Regions from separate parts of the Mus musculus genome. Here regions 2 and 3 are each linked to region 1. A link is a loop called in an ENCODE intact Hi-C map of the cell type or tissue named here. Cell type or tissue: heart. All regions are shown on one strand. Region 1 holds the start of Cfap299 (cilia and flagella associated protein 299). Region 2 overlaps 4930467D21Rik (RIKEN cDNA 4930467D21 gene). Region 3 overlaps Antxr2 (anthrax toxin receptor 2).

Region 1 (8,000 bases):
TACTTAGAGCTCAAGAAACATTTGGCAGAGGTGGCAGGAAGATTCTAATAGCCAGAGCATCAGTAAATCTGCTGTGAGATTGTGTCTCCTAGAAATAACAGGGAAGCTTCGCCCAGAATACCTAAAAAATATGGCTGTCTAAACAAGCCATGAGAAAGGACAACACCAATAGACAATGCTAATGGAAGAGAGAAATATTATTAGACTCCATCCCAGGTCAAAGAACCACAGACAACCAGGGGATCTTATCACGTAGTACATTGGATTTTTTTTTTTATCAGCTGCTGATATTGGTCAATCTCAAACCTGGAAACAAATCCATCTTTTATTGTCTTCCTTCTGAACTCTATCGCACTGTCAGCTGTTGAAGAAGAATGGAAAGTTCATGAATTACGACATATGAACAACTATGTCTCTGTGACTGACATGCCGGGAAGTTCAACATGCTAAGTTACAAGACTGTGGAAACCCAGTGACCTCATCCCAAGAAATAGCTTAACCGCATTCATTGTCATCATTATTACAAAGCACACACACACACACACACACACACACACACACACACACACACACACACACACACACAAAGTTCTCCTTGGCTCATGATTAAGCAATAGCCCTCACCTGCAATCACAGACAGTTGGGTAACATCAGACACAAATTGCTTATCTTATTAGAGAGAGCATGTGTTTTTCTTTCCTACAATATGGTAATGTATTAAGTCCCTCCTAATGGGACCTCAAGTTCTTACTCAGAGTGTTTAGCATTTATTAACATAATTAGCACAGCACCCCTTTCCTATCATGTCCACGTACAAAAATTACAATCTCTACTTACTTTCCCAGCTAGCATAGGATATTACTAATTATTTGGGAAAAGAAAAAGATAGAGTGTAGTTTGAAATGACTTCATCCTGCTCTAGTGAGAATAGAAGAAAGCCCATTTGTTTCAAAGAAATGCTAGGGTTTGGTTTTCCCTATGCCCTTTTCTTTATAGTATGGCCTTCTTTACTCTGTAGCTAAGCTGAATAGGGCATGTATTTTCTTATTCTTCCATATGTCTCTTCTCTCTTACACCCTGCAGTTTGTTGTGAAATATATATTCCCCATCTTTTGGCAAAGAATAGAATTTCTGGGATCGGTGCTAAATTCCTGGATTCAATGTTTAAAAGTCCCAGACTTGAAGAAGGAATTTATGGTTTCCAAAATAAAGTATTTCTTCGTCATAACAAAGGCCTCACCATAGAAAAGAGACTTGCTTAATCTTACATATTTCATGGTTGCCATTCCTTCTTGGCATTTTTCAGGCTCAGGTCTAAAGTGTTTCTGAACCCAAAGTGAAAATCTAGAAGACTTGTGTTGTTGGGCTTACTGTAATTTTAACCTTTCTGTGTAGAATGGTCTAAATTTATAAATTTCTTTCACTATTAACAAAGACACTGCTCTGTTAAAAGTGTTTGGGCAGCATTAGAGTCCTTGATTGGAAATACCTTTAAGTTGTTTAAATTTCTATGCTTTCAAGATCATTTCACCAAAGAGCTTCTGACCGTGCGGTTTCTGTCTGCGTGGTCAGTTTAATGAAGCATCCCTAAAAAACGTACAACTGCAATGGATCATGCTAGAACAATGAAGGTAGAAATCGTCCTTGATATCAGAGTGCCACAGGGTCAGGAATTCCAACATTCCTTAGCTGTTTTATGATTTCAAGAGGACGATAAAACCTTGGTGTGGGAGGATGGCAGAAACAGCGGTAACACATGTAAGCACAGCCCAGCACCCCCTAGACGAGCAGCGTGCAGTAGTGTGAGTTCCATTCTGAAGCCATGGCCACCACAGCTTCTCCTGTTTGGGTCCACGGCTGGTCTCGTTTGAAATCTCTTTTACTACACCTTTCAACTTCAGTCAGCTTCCTCCTTCCAATCCTCTTTCCTGTGCCCCTCCCTACTGTCCACCTCTCCCTCCATCCCACACAGAACTTGCGTTTCTTGCCTCCACAGTTTGGAAGATGCGCCTACTGTTTCTAGGCTTTGTATCAATCCGTGTTCCTTACCACACGTTTATTTTTCTTTCTAATAAACAAACTTCTGTATTTGGTTTTACACAGCTCTTTATAACCTATCTTTACATCCACATGCCCCTGTGAGAGAAAAGGACTATTGTTATTTTTTGGGTTTGCTTTTTTGCACCCGACACTTTGGCCAAGTCATTTAAACTCATCCTGTCTCCATATGGAGGATAACACCAATGCTGGTTTTCTAGTGAGTTTGTTGTTGTGATTAAACGAAATAATGGAGATTGTATGGTACTTAGAACAGGGCTGGTATGTGGTAAATTCAAATCAATCACCACACGGAAGCAAGTTTCATATCCTGTGGACCCCAGCGGCAGAAACTTTTTTTTTTTTTTTTAAGCTTTCTGTTGTGTTCAACACACCCAGAATAATGCCTCTGGGACAGAGAGGGGGTGGGTGGTAAGAGAGCACATGGCTGAAAGGTCAGGGTTCTGTAGGACTGAGAAGCTGATATGAGAGGAGCTAGGAGGAGCCTGAATGTCAGCTTGGACTTGAAACCAGGTACATGAGATGCCTAGAGGCCAGCTTGCCCTTCAGAATGCTAAAAGACACAAAAGGCACTTGTCCTCAAGTTTCTTTTGGACCAGACAGTACAGAGACCTCTCCTCTCTACTTGTGATAATGTTTTAGGCCACATGAAATTTTTTCCCCTCTATGCTTGGAGTTTAGTTTCTATAGCTTTCTAGATAATTATACAATATAAATTGTTGGTAGCCTGTTTTTAAAATAAAGCTATAACTTATTGTGCAACTTGGGGTCTTAAATAGACCTGGCTTTACTTTGCCCCCCTCCCCCCCAAAAAATGGAAAAGATTCATTGCAGAATCTGATTTGATTTCTACAAATGCTGAGATGATTGTAAAGTCCCTTGGCATAACAGCAAGCATCTGTGCTTCTGGTGTGGAAACAGTTGTACAAGTCTGCTCTAATGAGAAATGTTTCAGATTCAATTTTATACTATAGTATTTTAAAGAAATGAGTAAATAGAAACACAAGTCAATATCAGCTTCTCAATGGGATATATCATTCCATGATTAGGATCCCTCCCCCCCAACCCAATTTTTTAAAGGACGTTCAAGGAGGCAAGATTTTTCAAGTAATTTTCAACTTATTGAAATTTAAATAACAAAAAGTAAAGGAACTGAAAGGCAGAAGGCAGGAGCAAAGGAGATCACTAAGGCTGCTTCGTTTGGGAAGTTTATACATTGTTCCTGGCACACAAGTAACCAACCATAACTTGCCTTTAAGTTGTAATTTATACAACTGATCACGTGCTATTTTGAAGCACCCAGCAAGACTATTTCCCCTAGATTTCCGGGATACTCTTCTGTCGAGGTTCTTACTGCAAACACTGAGCAGGCACCTTCGGACTTTGCTAAGGCTTTTACACCAAAAAAGTTGGGTTTGCCCTGCAGGGCTGACCGCTCCCAGGGGTTAGAAGCCGCCCAGGGATCCGGCTGGGGCAGGGCCAGCGCAGCGCCCTCTGCCCCGCCCCCGCAACCGGCGCGCGTCCGGCCCGCCCACACCGGTTACTAGGGACGCGTCGGTGTAGCCGCGATGGATCAGGACGAGGGGCTGACGGCCGTGGACAACATTGTCACACAGTTCAACACCTATGAAGACTTCCTGGACTCTCAGATCACTACGGTCGACCTGTACTACCTGGAGGTAAGCGCGGGTCCGTCTTGCTGGCCGCGGCGGGGCTTGGTCGCCCCCTGGCGGTGACGGCGCTCACCGCAGGCCTCTGGCTTCGAGAGACTTCTCTGCAGGCTGCAGGAGTCCCCAGCCCTCCAAACGCTGGTGCGCTGCACAGAGGCCGACTTGGTCGCTGTAAAGTAGTAACAAGGCATAAAACCAGGAGGACGCGTTGCTGTGTGCACCTGAGGGCAGGGCAGCGGGAGGTCCCGGATGCTCGAGAAGACTTAGTTGGAGGGATCTTCAAGCTCCGAGCTCCTAACTCCCAACTGCAAGTCTCACAGCCTGGGCTCAGGTTTTCAAAGGAGTCCATCTCCATATTAAGGACAAACAGAGCAAGCACCATTGGGGGCGGGGGGGGGGGGGGAGAATCAACCCTACAGAACTCTGGGAAGGACTTGAATTTGGCCAACTCCCCTCATTTCTCCTGTGCACAAGGCAGTTTATCATATAGACACCCCTCCTTTTTAAATAGGTGCCACTGTATGAAAATAATCTTAAATGAAGAAAATTTGTCCCTTTTGAAATTATCTGTTAAAATAGTTACAAAACATGATTTTTAACAGCAACAGCAGCGATATCACCAAACAACCAAGCTTTTACGTTTATTAGATGGGTAACTTAAAGTTCCATTTGTGTGTACGCACACATGCATAAAAAGTCAGTGGGCAACTTGGAATCGGTTCTGAACTTGTATTCTGTGGTGTCCAGGGAATGAACTCAAGTTTGGCAGCAAGCACCTTTTCCTTAAGCCGTCTCTCCTGCTTTTAGCCAATATTTTAAACCCACAGAAGTTGCTTTAAATCCTTGCATCTGAAATGAAGCCACTGAATTGATAATTACAATAGATGTTGCAAGAAGCTTATGTAGAAAGAAGGGGAGGTAGGAAGAGAAAGGGTGAGTCCATCTTAATTATCTGACCGGCCAGAGGATGAGGAGCGCGGTTGGCACTTGGTTGGTAGACCGGAAGTAGTGATGCGGAAGTAGTGATGCGGAAGTAGTGATGCGGAAGTAGTGATGCTCCGGAGGTTGAGGAGCGTGGTTGGCGGGACGGAAGTAGTGCGTCTCCATCCTCTGTTTCCCGTGTTCACTAAATAACGACAGAACACTAAAACAACTGCATTGCCACGGCAGCGAGTAACATTAGCTTTGCTGAACTAATTAACAACTTTTATTCTATAAGTTAGCATCATCTAATAAAACCAACCAGTTCAGTGAGTGGAGAAATGATTGACAAGCTTCAGCAAAATTGCTAAGCTATGGGTTTTAGATCCTTTTCCAGTCATCTGCCCCTCTGACTAAACACAGTCCTTCTCTTTAGTGGCTGCCTGCGGACTACCGGAAAAATAAAAATTCCAGTTGAATTTCTTTTCTCAGGTAAGGGGTGAAAGAAATATTAAAATGATTTAAAGATTTCCCTAGATAATGGATTCCAGTCATGGATAAATTAATTACAGATATAAACGACATGAAGTTTTACTCAAAATATTTTTTTTTCCAATACTGAGAACATTTTGGGCTAAGGATATAGCTCGGTAGTAGAGTGCTTGCTGGTTTGCTTGAGGCCCTAGGTTTAATCCCCAGTACACACACACACACACACACACACACACACACACACACACACACACGCAACGACACGCCAGCTAATTTTGATATGCTTTGACTAGCTCAATGGTTTGGCACTTCTAAAAGTCACCATGGCTAGTATACATTCCCCTCCCGTATTCTTGAATTAATATTTGCTAAATCCATATTTCATCTCTTCGACCACAAACCCAATCAGGAAATGGTACCTCGGGCCTTTAGGGCCCTAGGCCTTTAGGTCTGTTCTCCTTGTTCCCCCATCTCGGATTCCTTCCTCTTCCTCCTCTCTCCCTCTGCCCCTTGCCTGCACAATCTAAAAGTCCTTCCCTGACTTTCTGCCCAGCTGTAAGGCAATTCTGTTTGTTTGTTTGTTTTGGTTTGTTTTTTTTGAGACAGGGTTTCTCTGTATAGCTTTGGCTGTCCTGGAACTCACTTTGTAGACCAGGCTGGCCTTGAACTCAGAAATACGCCTGCCTCTGCCTCCCTAGTGCTGGGATTAAAGGTGTGCACCACCACGCCCCGGCTTGTAAGGCAATTCTTGGTTACCAAAGGAAGCTAGCTGGGGGCGGGGACCCTCAGGTCTGGAAGTGCGACTTTGGGAGCTGAATTAAGACAAAGCCTTAGAACCAATTCCCAACATTTTTTCAGGTGCTTCTCTGCCATTCGGTATTCCTCAGGTGAGAATTCTTTGTTCAGCTCTGAGCCCCATTTTTTAATGGGGTTATTTGATTTTCTGGAGTCCACCTTTTTGAGTTCTTTATATATATTGGATATTAGTCCCCTATCTGATTTAGGATAGGTAAAGATCCTTTCCCAATCTGTTGGTGGTCTTTTCGTCTTATTGACAGTGTCTTTTGCCTTGCAGAAGCTTTGCAACTTTATGAGGTCCCATTTATCGATTCACCATCTTACAGCACAAGCCATTGCTGTTCTATTCAGGAATTTTTCCCCTGTACCCATATCTTTGAGGCTTTTCCCTACTTTCTCCTCTATAAGTTTCATTCAGTGTCTCTGGTTTTATGTGGAGTTCCTTAATCCACTTAGATTTGATGTTCAACATCCTTAATCATCAGGGAAATGCAAATCAAAACAACCCTGAGATTCCACCTCACACCAGTCAGAATGGCTAAGATCAAAAATTCAGGTGACAGCAGATGATGGCGAGGATGTGGAGAAAGAGGAACACTCTTCAATTGTTGGTGGGATTGCAAGCTTGTACAACCACTCTGGAAATCAGTCTGGCAGTTCCTCAGAAAATTGGACATAGTACTACGGGAGTATCCCACAATACCTCTTCTGGGCATATATCCAGAAGATGTTCCAACCGGTAAGAAGGACACATGCTCCACTATGTTCATAGCAGCCTTATTTATAATAGCCAGAAGCTGGAAAGAACCCAGATGCCCCTCAACAGAGGAATGGATACAGAAAATGTGGTACATTTACACAATGGAGTACTACTCAGCTATTAAAAAGAATGAATTTATGAAATTCCTAGCCAAATGGATGGACCTGGAGGGCATCATCCTGAGTGAGGTAACCCAATCACAAAGGAACTCACACAATACGTACTCACTGATAAGTGGATATTAGCCCAGAAACTTGGGATACCCAAGATATAATATGCAATTTGCTAAACGCATGAAACTCAAGAAGAAGGAAGACCAAAGTGTGGACACTTTGCCCCTTCTTAGAATTGGGAACAAAACACCCATGGAAGGAGTTACAGAGACAAAGTTTGGAGCTGTGACGAAAGGATGGACCATCTAGAGACTGCCATATCCCGAGATCCATCCCATGATCAGCTTCCAAACGCTGACACCATTGCACACACTAGCAAGATTTTGCTGAAAGGACCCTGATATAGCTGTCTCTTGTGAGATTATGCCGGGGCCTAGCAAACACAGAAGTGGATGCTCACAGTCAGCTATTGGATGGATCACAGGGCCCCCTATGGAGGAGCTAGAGGAAGAACCCAAGGAGCTGAAGGGATCTGCAATCCTATAGTTGGGACAACATTATGAACTAACCAGTACCCCGGAGCTCTTGACTCTAGCTGCATATGTATCAAAAGATGGCCTAGTAGGCCATCACTGGAAAGAGAGGCCCATTGGATTTGCAAACTTTATATGCCCCAGTACAGGGGAACACCAGGGCCAAGAAGTGGGAGTGGGGGTGTAGGGGAGTAGGGAGGAGGGTATGGGGGACTTTTGGAATAGCATTGGAAATGTAAATGAGGAAAATACCTAATTAAAAAAATATATAAAAAAGAACCAATTCCCAAGATGTTAAAACACACCAGTCCATTTCTTCTTTCTTGGAAAATCCCCTTCTCGCCACTCCCAGTCCCTTACAGGGGCAACCTAACCTCTGTGATTATTTAGACTGAAACAAACATATGTAAAGATTAAAAGCCAATATCTACTATAAAAGAAAAATGCATTACACATATATGTATGTGTATGTGTGTATATATATATATATATATATATATATATATATATATATATATATGAGTTTAGATTACACACTTAGATTGATTGTTTTTAGCTCCACTCAGTTCATCTGAAAACTCATAATTTCTCTTTTCTTAATAGCTGAATCATAATTACTACATTGTGTAAATGTGCCACAAATGAGCATCTAGGC
Region 2 (8,000 bases), 740 kb before region 1:
GATGCTACCAATGATGTTGAGGATAAGCCAGCAAAGAGTAAAAGCTGCCTTCTTCCATGTCCTTTTTGGTAGGCTACTATTAAAAGATGCAGCCCAGATTTAGGGTGAGTTTCCCACCTCAAAAGATCTAATCAAGAAAATCCTTTGAAGTCATACCATACTTCTTAGATTTTAGTTAATTCCACATGTAGTCAAGTTGACAACCAAGATTAACCATTAAACTTGCCTATATTTGTTTTTGGCAAATGCATTGCTATGTGGCTCCTTTTTTGTTCTGTAACTATAAGAACTCATGTGATCTTTTCTAGGATGGGAAGTGTCATCTAGGGCACTCTGACATTGTTCCTGGGCCACAGTCACTCATATTTGGCTCAAAACAAACTATTTCTTGAATTCTTTGGATCAAGAACTATTTTCATAACATCAATTAGACACAAGAGATAATAAATGGATTTCCAAATAATGAACCTCATGGCAATGCCATAGTCACAGTTGTGAATATGGATGTAGCTCTTATAGTCACGTGAGCAAACGAACATGAGTTTCATTAAAAAGAGCATTGACCTGGTGATTTAGCTTTAGGAAAATTCAATATTACGTGGTAGCCAGGAGCAGAAGAGTAGTAGAAAGGTATATAGTACATGAAATTCAAGGAGAGAAATCAAACATGCTCTGGGATCCAAGTGAGTGAGTCCTTTATAAAGGAGGGGAAATCACCTGCAAGGAACGTACAGGGAGCCGGAGTAAGATGAGAAGAACAAATAAGAAACTTAACTTGTGCTGATAAAGGTATGAAGGTTGTCCAGACCATTTTTATTAGACTTATGGAAACAAAAGGCTGGCCTTAATGACTTCTAGACTGGGAAAACAGGAGACAAAATAGTGCCAGTAATCCAGTAATGCAGGCAGCGTTTTGTTGTTGTTGTTGTTGTTGTTTTAAGAGAGAGATAATCAGAGAAAGGGAATTGAAGAGTGGTATATGCATATGATTAAATTTCTTTATTTCCTTCCTTCTTTCTTTCAAATAGATCCTCCTTCTGTTGTGCAGACTGGCCAAGGACTCACACTATCCTGGTCTTAGCCTCATAAGTGATTAAGGTGTGTGCCACCTGTTCAGCTCTGTCTCTTGTTTGAAGGGAGTTATTATAGCATGTTTGTGGGATAATATGGGAACTTAGTAAAAAGGAAAATTAAGGATACTTACTCTAGTGGTATCTGTTAATAGACAAGTTCTTCCTAAAGAAAGTTGTGTCTTTCAGGATCCAACGAGGTACAGTACAATTAATTAGCTAGACTCAAAAATTTTAGGGGGAGATATTACATTGGGACTTCCACTACTTAGGTTTCAATGATCTAGGATTTAGACCCTGAAATGAGACTGGGGTGAGCAGAGGAACTATCAGGAGCTTAAAGCAATGGAAACAACTGCAAGGAGTCATTACCATATTTAGCTGTTGAGATGCAAGATTGAGTAGTTTAATTAAGATTGGGTTTCTGCCAAGTGGGCACAATGAAGGCAGTCGGCAAGGTAGTTAAATGGTAACTGTATACAAGGGGGTGATTGTCATGATGATCCATAAATAACAACTAATTAAGGAGAGAAGTGAATAACCAAAGGGGATGAGTGCACGCACACACACACACACACACACACACACACACACACACACACACAGAGAGAGAGAGAGAGAGAGAGAGAGAGAGAGAGAGAGAGAGAGAGAGAAAGAGAACTAACTAGCCTTGGATCCTAGGGAGAAAATGAAGGTGTGCTTGGGCTTGAGTTCAAGGGTGGTACTCAGAGCTGGCATGAGGCAGAACACTAGGGAATTTTTCTTGGAATTGAGAGGGTAGGAGGCATGCCATAGTATGCATGGCCAAGGTAGGAAAAGGAGTTGTGGCAGAGAAACAGAGAGATGCGGGAGCTGATTGATACCCGTGTTCCCTCACATCCTTATTCACAAGTCATCTTTTCAGTGAATCTTTCTCTGACCACTGTTCTTATATTTCAAACTTCTATCTCTCCCCCCCAACATACCCAAAACCTTCATGGTGCATATTGACATTCATGGGATAGATTTATTCTTTTCTTATTCATAACACCTATTATCTAAAATAGTATGCTTTAGTTCTGTGTACTAATTTCCCTTATAGTTAAATACAGTCACTTCAAAGACAGAAATACTACTGGTTTTGCTTTGATCTGATAGCATCTGCTGTTTGATGCAACGTAGGTATTGGGCTGTGATAATACAATTTTATTAAAATGTCCCTTACCTTCTAAGAGACTGGAACTTTTGCCATACCTCACAGCCAAGGTAATAGCATTCCTTGGGGCCTCTTTTAGACTTAGTCTGTAGCCTCAGCTTTTTCTTTAAACTACCTTTGTTATCATGTAATGATGACTATACTCTTAAATTCTGTAATCTTCCATGCCTCTGAACGAGAGAGCAATTCATCTGTGTGTGTGTGTGTGTGATGGCAATAATTTGCTAAAAACAGCAAACAGGCCTTTATACAATAAATATGTCATGAATATTGGAAATATTGCTTGATAAATGGCATATTTGCAGTATTGAATGCTTTAGAATAAGTTGTAGTCAGATGGAATAAATAACTTAATCCTTTGTAGAACTCTACCAAAAACTTGTGAAAGTGTCCCTCATTCTTTTCTCAGCTCATGCATTCTATATTTTCAGTAAATACAGGGCAAAGCCCTTTGCTAGGGACAGATTTACAATATAGACATAGGCATTAGGGACAGATCAGCTACACACAGCAGACAGACTATGGACAAGCCAGCTCTCACAAACAACAGGTGTATGGAAGACCCACAGAGAGAAATGAAGGCTTTACCCTGGTGATTTCTCTTGGTCAAATTAATCCAAGAAGTGCAGAATTTTCTTTCCTGTGACACCAGTTGCATTTTGATATCTTTGAGTTTATCTTTGATGAATCTAACTGACACATTAGACATTGTTTTGTTACTGAATCTAAGAATGGATTGTTGGAAGTATCTTTATTTCTTCAAACCTAACCAAGAATCTTTCATCTGAAATATAAAAATTGAGTAGTGAACCCATGGACCAAAATCTTGTCAAAATGAGAGACAACAGGCCAAGGTTTTACAAATGCAGCAGGAGGATTACCAGAAAGGTGGTCTGAATGCATGAGCCTTGAAGCCAAAGGTTTTTATGAGGTTGGGCAGAGTAATCTGAGGCTGGCTATCAGAGGCAAAGAGCAGGGATGTACTGTGTGGTGGTGGTGGTAAGGAGACCTGGGAGACAGGGCTGTGGTGAAAGGGTTTCTAGAGACAGCTGTGGGTCAGCTAGATTTGGAGAGCAAAAGATACAGGTAGATACATAGAGAGGGAATATTCTGTAAGTCAGAGCCTTGCCTGAGAAGAGACCAACCAGAAACTCTTGATTTCAATTTATCTGCAGGAACTGCCAAGATCTTCCAGCCATGGTCCTCTCCTAACACCCCTTGGCTTCCACTGATTATTGATCAAGCCCAGTCTATACTCAGACATTTGTCAGTGCCACACAGGTGCTCCTCTCCACTCCATTTTAAGTGCATGATCCTCCAATTGCCACTCATTGAGGAGTTCCTAGCTCTAAGATTTTCATCTAACAAGGATGGACAATCTACTGCTTTATAAACTCCATGTCTTTTCTTATTCTTCCCATATCTATGCTCTTCTTTAACAAGTATGCATTGAGAAGATATTGCAATAACTCCCTTCATTGTGGCTACAGTGTACAAATATCCGCAAGGACTCCTTCTTTACCATTCTAGTTCAGTGCTCATATCTCTACAACACAGGTATGGTCTCAATAAGTGACCACATGGTGTCCTCCTACACCACCCAACTTGGCACTCCTAATTCCCCTATATGTTTGTAGTTTGCATAGCTTTGAAAATCATCTAATACATGAAAAAACTTATTTATTTAATACATTTCTTACTTTATGGACTCTCCATGTCTCATGCAGACGACAATCTCTATGAATAAGAAGGTCTTCTCTGTTTGCAACCTCAGTTTTTGAAGCAACACCTGGCCTTTTCTCATAGGTGAACACTGCATGTGAGGTTGGGTGCCAAGAATATTGAGTAATACCATATGAAGGAGTTTTTTAGACATGACCAGGATGGGAAAGATGTGTCAAGATGTGGGGCTGCTGATCTAAATGGATGAGATGAAGCTGTAAGTGATAGCTAAGCATAGCTTAAGAGCAAGGAGGGACAAGAGAACTTATCTGAGAACTATGGGAATGTGGGAAGAGGGTCTTAACATGTCAGGAATGATGCAAAGGTGTCAGTATTGTTCTCAAGTCCATGCATATGTTCAGGATGTAGAAGATTATCTCACTGTCTGATTTTACTTCATTAAGTATATGAAACCTTTTTAAGTATTTTACTGTCAGGACTAGGATCACTTATAATCCTATCCATTGGCCAGGAAATCTGGCGGACTCTTTGAACTTCTCTGAATTTGTGATTCAGTCAAATGAAGTATTTCATGTTTATTGATATATTTAGTAAATAATACAAAATAAGCATGGATTTTTACCAAGCTTTTAGAATGGAAATTATTTGGTAGAAAAAAAGAATGACATGTAGGAGGTCTATTGTTATTTTAAAACTTTTCACTTTGTTTTTCTTTAGGGATTTCTCCATCTTTCAAAATATGGTCTCTACACTGGTGCCAGGACTAGAATGTGCAATTAGAAGCACAGGAAGATGAAGTTTGGTGAACCTCTTACTTAAAAGATATCTCATCTCCCCTTTCCACACAACTGAAGCAACCTAATCCACTTCATTCATTTTACATTTAGAATTACATTTTAGAATTGCACATTTTCTTGGGTCAACACGTGTCAAGGATTTAGCCCTATGGGCCCTGAAATAGACACTATCTTTTTCATCCCTTTGATTTACTCATGGCATGCTTAGACATTTATTACAGCATCTCATTAAGTAGTGAATGAGACTCATGTGTGCAGAACAGATCTAAAATTGTTTCTGAGATGTAGATTTTTTCGAAAAGTCCCAACATTTCTTCCACACAAAGATAGATGTCATACCTATGTATCAATTAGAGCTTTAATGGAGTAAGATTATCTGTTCTATGGTAATAAAGTTTTCTTTCTTCTGAGCAGCCACTTGCAAAGTTGTGCAAGATTCCATGCTTTAAATGGCAAACAGTACTGCTCATCTCACAGAATTCAAGTCGATCCAGATGTGGATTTGATTAATAGAAGCTTACTAACTGTGGCTAATTACTGATAATGATAGCATCACGAGGCAACCTCCTCATCAATGTCACCTTGGTCTCTTCTGATTGCTAGGATAGGAAGAAACTCTACCTGCCGCTCTTCCCCAGTCAAAATGAAAACAGGGTTGGATTTAAACCTTGGTTTGAATGGTAGTGAGGTAGTGAACACAGGTGCAATAACAAGTAGCCATCCAGAAAATGAAAGCTGCTTTTTAGAGCCATGTGGGTACTACAGACCTGTGGACACTGGTTTTACAGTAAGGACAGATTAGCTAATATCCAAATTCTCAGAGCAGTGTTTAGTGATCTTTTGGTAGTTTTCCCTTGACACTTAGAGCTCCATTCTAATTGTTTCTGTTTCCTAAAAGCAGGGGAACAGAGTTTATGTGTCGAGAATAAAAGTGAAAATAAACGTCTTTTCCTGTTAGAATAATTTTTTTATAGTGGTAAAACCCTTAGCATTTCTGCCTCTTGCATCTTTGCTTAGCATGCCCAGAGTGTTTATTGTTACCATTCCCTAAACAGTACTGCATTTACATTTTGTTGTACATGTTATATGCAACATGCAGACAAACTAAAGTGTATAGTAGGATTGTGTACATTATAAATGAGTACTGTGCCAATTGATGTGTAAGGGATGAGCACTGTCAGATTTGGGTATCTGTGGGGGTCTTTGAAACAGTCCCTTGTGGATTCCTATGGAGGCTGTGCATGATTACAGCATTTTTCTCTTTCAAGCCTAATTGCCAGCAACTAGATTTTCAGTGTTCTCCCAAATATTTGGGGGCTCTTGAGAATTCCCAGACAGCTCATTCTCCTATTGTGTTTTCTTGTTCTATTTCTATGTTGCCTGACTGCTGCCTATGATCAGCCAGTATTCTCAGACTTCTGCTGCATGCCACAGCAAGGCTTCACTAATAACTATTGCTGAATTCCCAATGTGATATTAGGGAGAAGTCAGGCCAGGCTCATTTGCTATTTTTTTTTTCTGAAACATGGTGCATGCAAGTTTAACTCACATCACAAAAGAGACTAGGCTAAAATATTCAAGAGGATCAAAATTTAGGGCTGTGAAATACAACAGAAAAAACTTGATCATCTATTTAAAATGGTCACAATTAAAACAATTTTACTTATTTGTGAATTTCTTTTTTGTGCAGGGGATTGATCTGAGAGGCCTTCTACATGCTAGCGAAACTGGCATCCATATCTCAGATGTTTTCCAGTAGGCAATACACACATATTAGCGAAATCTGGCATCCATAGTTCTCAGATGTTTTCTAGTAGGCAATACACACATATAGGTATTGATGAGCCTTGAAGAATAGTCACTAGAGTCCAGTAATACACTTTAAAAGTTGGAGACTAGCTAAGCATCGAGAGTAACACATCACCAACTCATTCCTGATCGCCTTTGTCTCATTCTTTCCTACAATGTGAATTTCTCGTAGTTCTACCTAAGATTCACTCCTAGACCACATAGTACTCAGCATGAACACATAATACTTTATGGAGATATAGTTTTAAAAGAAAAATCCATTTAAAATCATTTATCCCTCTTTATAGTTCCATATTGATTCTGTAGACATATTCTGTTTACCCCAATAGTTTTTAAAAATAAATTTTTGTATTGCTTACGGATAATTAAACAATAGGATATTTCATGAAAATATTCAGGAGATTTGTTTCTTTCAAAACAATAACACCAACAAAAACCTATGTATGAAGCAACATCAAAGTCATATTTCTGCCTTGCCCTAACCTACTGAAGAAGAGTAGAAGTCACCCCTTCAACACAGCATTGAATTATGTCAGTCCACATTGGGTCTCCTTCACTTATTTGTCTCATCAGCCTTGACACTGCTCCAAAATTCAAACACACTTAATTTTTGTGGAGAGAAGAACAAGATGTGGTTCCAAGAATTGAGAGGGGGAAGTTGACAGAGGCTCCCACCCCTACCAAGAAGCTCTCTGTACATGACACCCACTTGCAATGGAAAAGTTGGTTCTTTCCCCTGGAGTCTCACTGTGTATATTAACTGCACTCAGGTAGTGTAGAGCCTGCCTTGCCCAGCAGTAGACGTTTTGTCTTATATTGCTTGGACATTATTTTTTGGTCTTAATGGTCTTTTGCTTATATATTATGTTTTCCAATTTTGTGTTTTTGTGGATTTCTTGTGTGTGTATGTTTCTTGTTTTTGTTTTGATTTGATTGCATGTCTGTTTTAGTTTTTAAAGAAAGAGAGAAAAAAAAAGGTTATGGAGTTACAGATGTGGAGAGGACCTGGGAAGAGTTGGGGAGAAGAAAAATAGGAGCATAATATAGAGCAAGAAAAGAATTTAAAAAAAAAAAGAGCTATGTATTTCTAAATGTAGGATGGCATGCTGCACTTATTTCAAAGATTTAGTTATGGTACAGGTCTTTTGCAAATACTATGGGAAAATACTTCACTAAAATGCATAACTAACAATTTATGTTCAATTTATCTTTTCAGAAGTGTGGTTTATTTTAAATTATGCCTCATCCTTTGTCTTTGAAGATGCTAAATATTTCTTATTTAAAATGTAATATTTGCTAAACCAGCAAATATAAAGTTTTAATCTAGTGTTAAATAACAAGGAAATACAATAAAAGAACAAATTTGCAATCACTTAAATTCAGACTTGCATGTGCCATATCATAAATTTATTATTTTATACATATAGTATAAGTTATATTATTTTA
Region 3 (8,000 bases), 380 kb before region 1:
GGTAAAATCTTCCAAGATGAACTCTCAATTCTGAATATCTATGCTCCAAATACAAGGGTATCCACATTCATTAAAGAAACTATAGTAAAGCTCAAAGCACACATTTCACCTCACACAATAATAGTGGGAAACTTCAGCAACCCACTCTCATCAATGGACAGATCCTGGAAACAAAAACTAAACAGAGACACATTGAAACTAACAGAAGTTATAAAACAAATGGGTTTAACAGATATCTACAGAAAATTTTATCCTAAAACAAAAGTATATAATGTCTTCCCAGCACCTCATGGCACCTTCTCCAAAATTGACCATATAATCAGTCACAAAACAGGCCTCAACTGATACAAAAATGTTGAAATTGTCCCATGCATCCTATCAGACCACCATAGACTAAGGCTGATCTTCAATAACAACATAAATAATAGAAAGCCAACATTCATGTGGAAGCTGAACAACATTCTACTCAATGATAACTTGGTCAAAGAAGAAATAAAGAAAGAAATTAAAGACTTTTTAGAGTTTAATGAAAATGAAGCAACAACATACCCAAACTTATGGGACACAATGAAGGCAGTCCTAAGAGGAAAACTCACAGCTGAGTGCCTCCAAAAAGAAACTAGAGAGAGCACACACTAGCAGCTTGACAACATACCTAAAAGGTCTAGAAGAAAAGGAAGTAAATTCACCTAAGAGGAGTAGACTGCAGGAAATTATCAAACTTGGGGCTGAAATCAATCAAGTGGAAACAAAAAGAACTATTCAAATAATCAATCAAACCAGGAGCTGGTTCTTTGTGAAAATCAACAAGATAGATAAACCCTTAGTCAGACTAACTAGAGGGCACAGGGGCAGTATCCTAATTAACAAAATCAGAAATGAGAAGGGAGACATAACAACAGAATCTGAGGAAATCCAAAACATCATCAGATCCTACCACAAAAGGCTATACTCCACAAAACTGGAAAACCTGGATGAAAAGGATAACTTCCTAGACAGATAGGAGATACCAAAATTAAATCAGGATTAGATTAATGATCTAAACAGTCCCATTCCCTCTAAAGAAATAGAAGCAGTCATTAATCATCTCCCAACCACAAAAAGCCCAGGACCAGATGGGTTTAATGCAGAGTTCTATCAGACCTTCAAAGAAGACCTAATTCCAATAGTCCTCAAACTATTCCACAAAATAGAAACAGAAGGTACTCTACCCAATTCATTCTATGAAGCCACAATTACTCTGATACCTAAACCACATAAAGACCCAACAAAGGAAGAGAACTTCAGACCAATTTCCCTTATTAATATCAATGCAAAAATAATAAAATTCTCTCTAACGGAATCCAAGAATGCATCAAAACGATCATCCATCATGATCAAGTAGGCTTCATCCCAGGGATGCAGGGATGGTTTAATATACAGAAATCCATCAACATAATCCACTATATAAACAAACTCAAAGACAAAAACCACATGATCATCTCGTTAGATGCTGAGAAGGCATTTGACAAAATCCAACACTCATTCATGATAAAAGTCTTGGGAAGATCAGGAATTCAAGGCCCATACCTAAACATATTAAAAGCAGTATACAGCAAACCACTAGCCAACATCAAACTAAATGGAGAAAAACTCGAAGCAATCCCACTGAAATCAGGGACTAGACAAGGCTACCCACTTTCTCCCTACCTATTCCACATACTACTCAAATTCCTAGCCACAGCAATTAGACAACAAAAGGACAAAAGGGAATACAAATTGGAAAGGAAGAAGTCAAAATATCACTATTTGCAGATGATATGATAGTATATATAAGTGACCCTAGAAATACCACCAGAGAACTCCTAAACCTGATAAACAGCTTCAGTGAAGTAGCTGGATATAAAATTAACTCAAGCAAGTCAATGGCCTTTCTCTACACAAAAGGATAAACAGGCTGAGAAGGAAATTAGGAAAACAACACCCTTCACAATAGTCACAAATAATATAAAATACCTTGGCGTGACTCTAACTAAGGAAGTAAAAGATCTGTATGATAAGAACTTCAAGTCTCTGAAGAAAGAAATCAAAGAAGGTCCTTGGTCTTGTGAAGATTATATACCCCAGTACAGGGGAATGCCAGGGCCAGGAAGCAGGAGTGGGTGTGTTGGGGAGCAGGGTGGGGGAAGGGTATAGGGGGCTTTGGGGGTAGCATTTGAAATTTAAATGAAGAAAATATCTAATAGAAATGTAAATGAAAAAATCTAATAAAAAAAACAAAGGGAAAAAATCTTTTTTTTTTTTCAAATAAGTCCTTCCCTAGATAATCTAACACTGGGAATAAAATCTTTGGACATAACTAACTGAATTTAAAACTCTAAAATGCGTATGCATTTCATGCAGCTGTAACTTCACAACTTAATGTAGTAAAACAAGAGAAAACAGGAGACAAGATTGTTTAGTGAACACAACTCAGAGAAACAATCTAGAATGGAGCAGTAAGTAGATAAAATTTAGAGTCATTCAGAAAAATCGCTCCTAAGCCTAGCCTTCACAGATGAAACCATAGACCTTGTGATAATTAGAATCAAATATCACTGCAACCAAAAAAAAGAAAGAAAGAAAGAAAGAAAGAAAGAAAAGAAAAGAAAAGAAAAGAAAAGAAAAGAAAAGAAAAGAAAAGAAAAGAAAAGAAAAGAAAAGAAAAGAAAGAAAAGCTGGTTAAACTGGATTTCATCCAACATAGCATGCCCAGGCTCTGATGACTGCACACATGGCCCTCAGGAATGGAGGCCTAGAGAGATTTAAGAAGTTTGCTGTCTTTGCCTCATGAAGGAGCTTCTGAGTTATAATCAATCATCCCCAAACGCTTAATCTTAGGCTCTAAAAACCAGAAGGCTCCTCGTAGAAGTTTCTTCCAACTCCACAAAGGAATTAGTGCGTGTATGTGCGCACATGCACACACACGTATAAATCTTTAATATTTTGAGTTGAACACATTGAGGTGGCCTAAAAGTAAGGGAGAAAGAAGAACAAAAATCAGTTGCTAGAGAAGGTCTTGGCAGAGTGGGTATCTGTGGCCTCATTTATTACAGGGGAGATGTGTAACCACAAACTTCAGAGATGACTTCCTCCCCTCACACTTGGCTTCCGTCCTCAGCAGTGAGTTTCATAACTTCCAGAGTACACTTGCACCACTAAGAGTCTAGATAATTAAGGAGCAGGTTCATAATTTAAAAAAAAATAAAAAGTCAGTTTCAGGAGAAACTGGCAGAAACACCCATGTGAAGTTATTAGGAATTGTAGTAAGTGTGTCTGTTGTGCTAACAGATATCAAAAAGCTCAGCTCTGGCTTTCTGCAAACTCCAACCCCAGAAGGTTTAAATAAGCATTTGATTTAAAAGACTGGGGTCTGGAGAAGCAACAACAACAACAAGTATCAGATTTGACTGACTAGAACCTGAATGCTGAAGTTTTGTCCTGCAATTCAGACCATCTCAGACCTTCTATAATTAATTTACTTTCTCCAGCTTGAGCACTTGGCAGGTTTGACTGGGGGAGCTGATACAAGCAAGCATTACGGACTTGATTTTCCCACTCTGATTTTAAATTCACATTGGATAAATTTTAATAATACTTAATTCTCAATTCAGTTTATTTTGTGTATTTTTATATTGAATTTCATTGTAAATATTGGTGGGGTGGTTTTTGTTTTTTATCTTTTTAAAATCTGTTATCATCCACTTTATCATTGCATCAATAGAATAGTGCAGTGATGTGGCCAAACTGTACAAGATTCATGGACACAGACTCAATGAAAGTTGGCTCGTTCTTTTTCAAAAATTTTTCCGCAACTGAAAAGGGAGCCCAGGTGATGCAATTTCACACTCTGGAATTCAAGGACTCTTGAACTTTGGGTTACAGGGTTCTGGGAAGCATGCATGCTCTTTCTCGAGCATAAAGAAACTGCTGCAGTTTGGATATGGAAAGTCCCCTAAGGACACATGTATTAACGTCTTGGTCATCAGGAAGGCTCTTTCGGAAGGTGACAGCACCTGTAAGAAGTGTGCCCAGAAGGAGGTCTAAGACCTTTTTAGGTCTAAGGCCTTCATAGGTTGGGCCTGTAGGGGGTGATAGCAGGACATTTTTCCTCTTGCTTCTTACCTGCCCATGGTCAGCCTGGACACAGGGCCAGAACCAGGAAAGCTTATGTACCCTAGGTTAGAACTCCAAGCCAAAATAAAATTCCTTCTTTGTAAGTTGGTTTATCTAAAGTGTTTGTAACACAAACCTACTAATACAGAAACTCCCAATGGATCCTTCTGCTCAGGATCCATTCGCAGGCTCATGTTACTCTTTTCTTTAGAAAGAATCTCCATCTTTGAAATACTGGACTAACAAAAAAAAAAAATAGTTCAACATAATAAATACCTGAAGTATTAACTGGGATAGCTGGTAACTAGTAAGTAAGAGCTGTTAAATTTTTAAATGTGCCTCTTCTGTATTTGTGATAAAGTCATATTCATGGTGTTGACTATTGCAAAAGAGAATTCTCTCAAATAGTAACTAACTGTTAGTTCTTTTCAAAGAAGAGCATTGTTGCAACTGTAAATGACTGACATTTTTAAAGTTGATGTTCCAGGGTTTTTTTTCCAAAGCAGTGAGGAAACCCATAACTATTTTTATCCTTAGCATTCATAAATCTTATCAATGCAGTCCTTTGATTGATGGAGCCTGCTGTTCTTCACCAGCTCTGGACATGGTTAGGATGTTTCCCCGGAGAAGCAATGTGCACAGAGAGGACCCAGTGCTGACTAAAGAGGGATGCAATTATAAAAAGCATGGTGTCTGTGGCTGGAGAATCCTACAAATGTATACTTTAGATCAGTGATTTCTCTTCCTTTAAGAGACCAACCTCCATCCTTTTAATTCCTCCAACACCTCGACCTCCGTAGTAGGAAGCGTCCACAGTCGGCCACTTCTTGTTGGGCAAAGGATCCTCCTCCTCCTCCTATGGAGACACAGTTTTTAGAAGTGGATCTAATTAATTTATTAAAATATTGCTTAGTCAGAGGTGGGTCACAATGAGATGTTTTAAATTATTCAATTGTTATGGAAAAATGAAAAAAAATATACATGGGATATACAGTGTGTTTATAATTTCACACAACAATTCAAGTACTGTTCTACAAGGTATGGTTGATCTTCCCCTTCATCCGATTCTCTCAGCATCACCCAGTAACTAACAGACGTTGCCTTTTGAACTGAGCATTGTGTGTCTAAAGCAAGTATGCTCATCAATTCAAACTTGAAAGGATTATTCAACGTGGGGCCACATTTCAATTGCTTCATGTTTCAGTATATATGTAACTTTGAAGTATAAAATTTATAATGAAAAGACAAACATTAAAGAAGCCCTGAAAACACACAATACCAAAACATCCCTTCCTTTATGTTGCTAGTACGATGACAGCGAACAGAGTGATACAATAGCAATTATCACTCTGAAGAAAGCAATGACACCTTTCAACAGCCAGATTGGATATTTTAACAATTTTAGAGACGTGTCATCAGGACCATTAATACATGATTATAAAACCGTATTAAATCCTCATGTACTTTCGATCCTATAACCAGTCTGTCTATGTCTACCCATGAAGGGCCGATTCCTCTAGTACCTAGTATCTAGAAATCATAAGATAAAAAGTTGCAGTTGGTTTATCACAAATCAAAAAGTACATACTTGGCTGTCACAAAAATAGAATTGGTCTAATTTTGGAATGCTACTTATATATAAAAATAAAACAGCCCCTGTATCCCTTTACCAGGCATTCGCTTACCTCCATTGGTGCAGAAGGTGGTGGGGGAGGGTCCTTGATAACCTGTCACAAAATAGAACAAAATAAAATGTAAAAGGTTCCATTGCATAAGGAAAAGTAAGAGTGTACAAAATAATGGCTACTGTGGCAACTCCAGAGACGGGGTTAAGATTTACGACAAAATGTTAGTCAAATGAAGCTGACTTAAAGTTATGAAGTCTATAGCCCCTTTATTAAGAAGGGAGTATTTTTATCTTTACCAACCTGCACATCCAGAGGAAACACTATTGGCAGCATTTTACTCAGTAAGATCAAAGCCAACCCAAATTTCTTCCCAATGTTCCCTTCCAGTGTTCACTCTTTCCAAAAGCAGACTACAAACGGAGGAAGAATCAACAAACCCTTTCTTCTTTCTAGAACCTTCTCCAAAATCTTCCCAGGTTCAATAAATTCCTTGAAATATTTCTCTACCCTCTCTCTGCCATGAATTTCTGTCTTCTCAAAGAGGATTATAATTTTTATGATATTCACAGATACCTCTGTCTTCCTTCCCAAGATATATCAGAGTTCTTGATTTTATCTAGCTTTAGAAAAAAAAAAATCTCCTTGGACATGCCAATTCGAGTTTCATGTGAGCCTTGCCTTCCCTCTGTGTTCCCATGATTTATCAGGGTGAGATTGGTATAAAATATTCTTTTAAGGATTTAGGGCAGAAGACAAAGGGGAAAGTCAGAGGTAAAGGGGGGTGAATGGGGTGGAAAGATTAAAGAAAATGAGGAGGAAAAGGAAAGGAAGGAAGGGAAACAGGAATGAGGGAGGAAACAGAGAGAAGGAGGGAGGAACCACAGAAAGAGGAAAGATAAAGAAATAAGAAAAGATTTTTTTATTCTGTTCTCGCTGTCACAACTCAAAATCAAGGACTTAGAATTCCATGAACTTTAAAGATGTCAAACACATTTTTCAACTCATGCAAAGTACACACAAACCAAAACTTCAATATTCTAAAAATTCCCTACCTAGTAGTGGTTCCAATTATGTTTGGACAGCTGCAATAGAGAAATTCACTGCTTCATAAAACATCATTTAACTGGCAAGAAACTCATCATTTGAAAGTTTTTTCCCCACACAAAGCCAAAACTTCTCTTTCTAACAGTTTCCACACTTCAGCCCTGGTCTTGGAGTCTGGAAAATGTGTGCACACAGGCACATATACATGACACAACACACACACACACACACACACACACACACACACACACACACACACTTTTACTTCCTAATGGAAAGAAATGCTTGGTTTTAGAGGCTAGAATATTTACTGCATTTTTATTTGGGAGCTAAATACATAACTCATTTTTAATAAAATGGTTATGTGCTACCTGGGTTATTCTGTTCATTTTCTTTAGTATATATATTCATGAGTTGATATCATAACTACAGTTCCCTTAAGCTAAAATAACATTTTAAAATATGGCTGAATGGTTATATTCAATGGTGTTTTGGGCCAAAGTAGTTGGAGCCTCATGCTTCCTTGATTCTTCTCAGTGTTTTAATTGATGGGTTTCAAAAAAAGAACACACAAGATTGGTAGGGGGATCTGGTAAGAGAGAGAGAGAAGAAATTGGAGGGGAGGGATCAGAGGTGAGAGATTTCATCAAACATATCATAAGCATGTATGACTTTCTCAAAAAGTAAAAGGCCATAGCAGGAAAATATAATTACTAATAGCCTTGCTCTTGGTAGTCTATCATTACAATACATTTTCACCAATGGTTACGTGAAATTCTTGTGGTAAAAATTAAACAACTAGCACCCTTAGGTCCCTTTAGCAAGTCTTCATTCTAATCTGTGTTCTTCTAACAGGAGCTTATTCAATTATCCCCCCCGCCCCCAGTCAAAATGAATTCAAAGTTCCAATGCACATAGCTCAAATAAAGTATTGGAATTTATTGAAAGGCTTTGGAATTTGCATCTCTCTTGGTTTGTCACATGTTCTCTGGAGTTCTCTCACCAGAGAAAGATCAAAATATACCCTTCTCTCCCACTAACACCGAATATATCTGAGACCACTTTCGTTTCATAGTAAAGATTTGAAATATACTGTTATAGCATGTGCCTCTTGCAAGGGCAAATATAATTTAATATAAGTAGAACCTTTAGCTTGATCATACCATCCTGAAGATCACTGCCCAATCCCACCAC

The links. A loop is a pair of places that touch in the nucleus more often than their neighbours do. Peaks named below come from ENCODE experiments on the same cell type or tissue, not always from the same donor. Only the 100,000 strongest peaks of a DNase experiment are listed, where the experiment ranks them.
Region 2: a loop joins it to region 1, with 3 times the contacts of the local background. A loop is called at or near these places in 2 of 42 quality-filtered maps.
Region 3: a loop joins it to region 1, with 4 times the contacts of the local background. A loop is called at or near these places in 2 of 42 quality-filtered maps.

The regions. Positions count from the first base shown.
Region 1 is chr5:98,325,728-98,333,727 of GRCm38, forward strand. It overlaps Cfap299 (cilia and flagella associated protein 299), which reads left to right and starts at 3,577. Exons shown (of 6, transcript NM_001024614.1): 1 at 3,577-3,737. The coding sequence starts at 3,627. In heart, a CTCF peak has its summit at 3,787 (motif pointing left); a DNase peak (open chromatin) is centred at 3,714; H3K4me3 peaks cover 820 bases; H3K27ac peaks cover 447 bases; H3K27me3 peaks cover 681 bases.
Region 2 is chr5:97,581,188-97,589,187 of GRCm38, forward strand. It overlaps 4930467D21Rik (RIKEN cDNA 4930467D21 gene), which reads left to right. Exons shown (of 8, transcript NR_045981.1): 7 at 1,029-1,098; 8 at 4,666-6,939. Among named protein-coding and RNA genes, the nearest start is that of Gm34029, 51 kb to the right of the region's middle. In heart, a CTCF peak has its summit at 3,857; no DNase peak of the experiment used is centred here.
Region 3 is chr5:97,943,351-97,951,350 of GRCm38, forward strand. It overlaps Antxr2 (anthrax toxin receptor 2), which reads right to left. Exons shown (of 17, transcript NM_133738.2): 13 at 5,820-5,861; 14 at 4,895-4,990. Among named protein-coding and RNA genes, the nearest start is that of Gm34226, 69 kb to the right of the region's middle. In heart, a CTCF peak has its summit at 4,108 (motif pointing right); no DNase peak of the experiment used is centred here.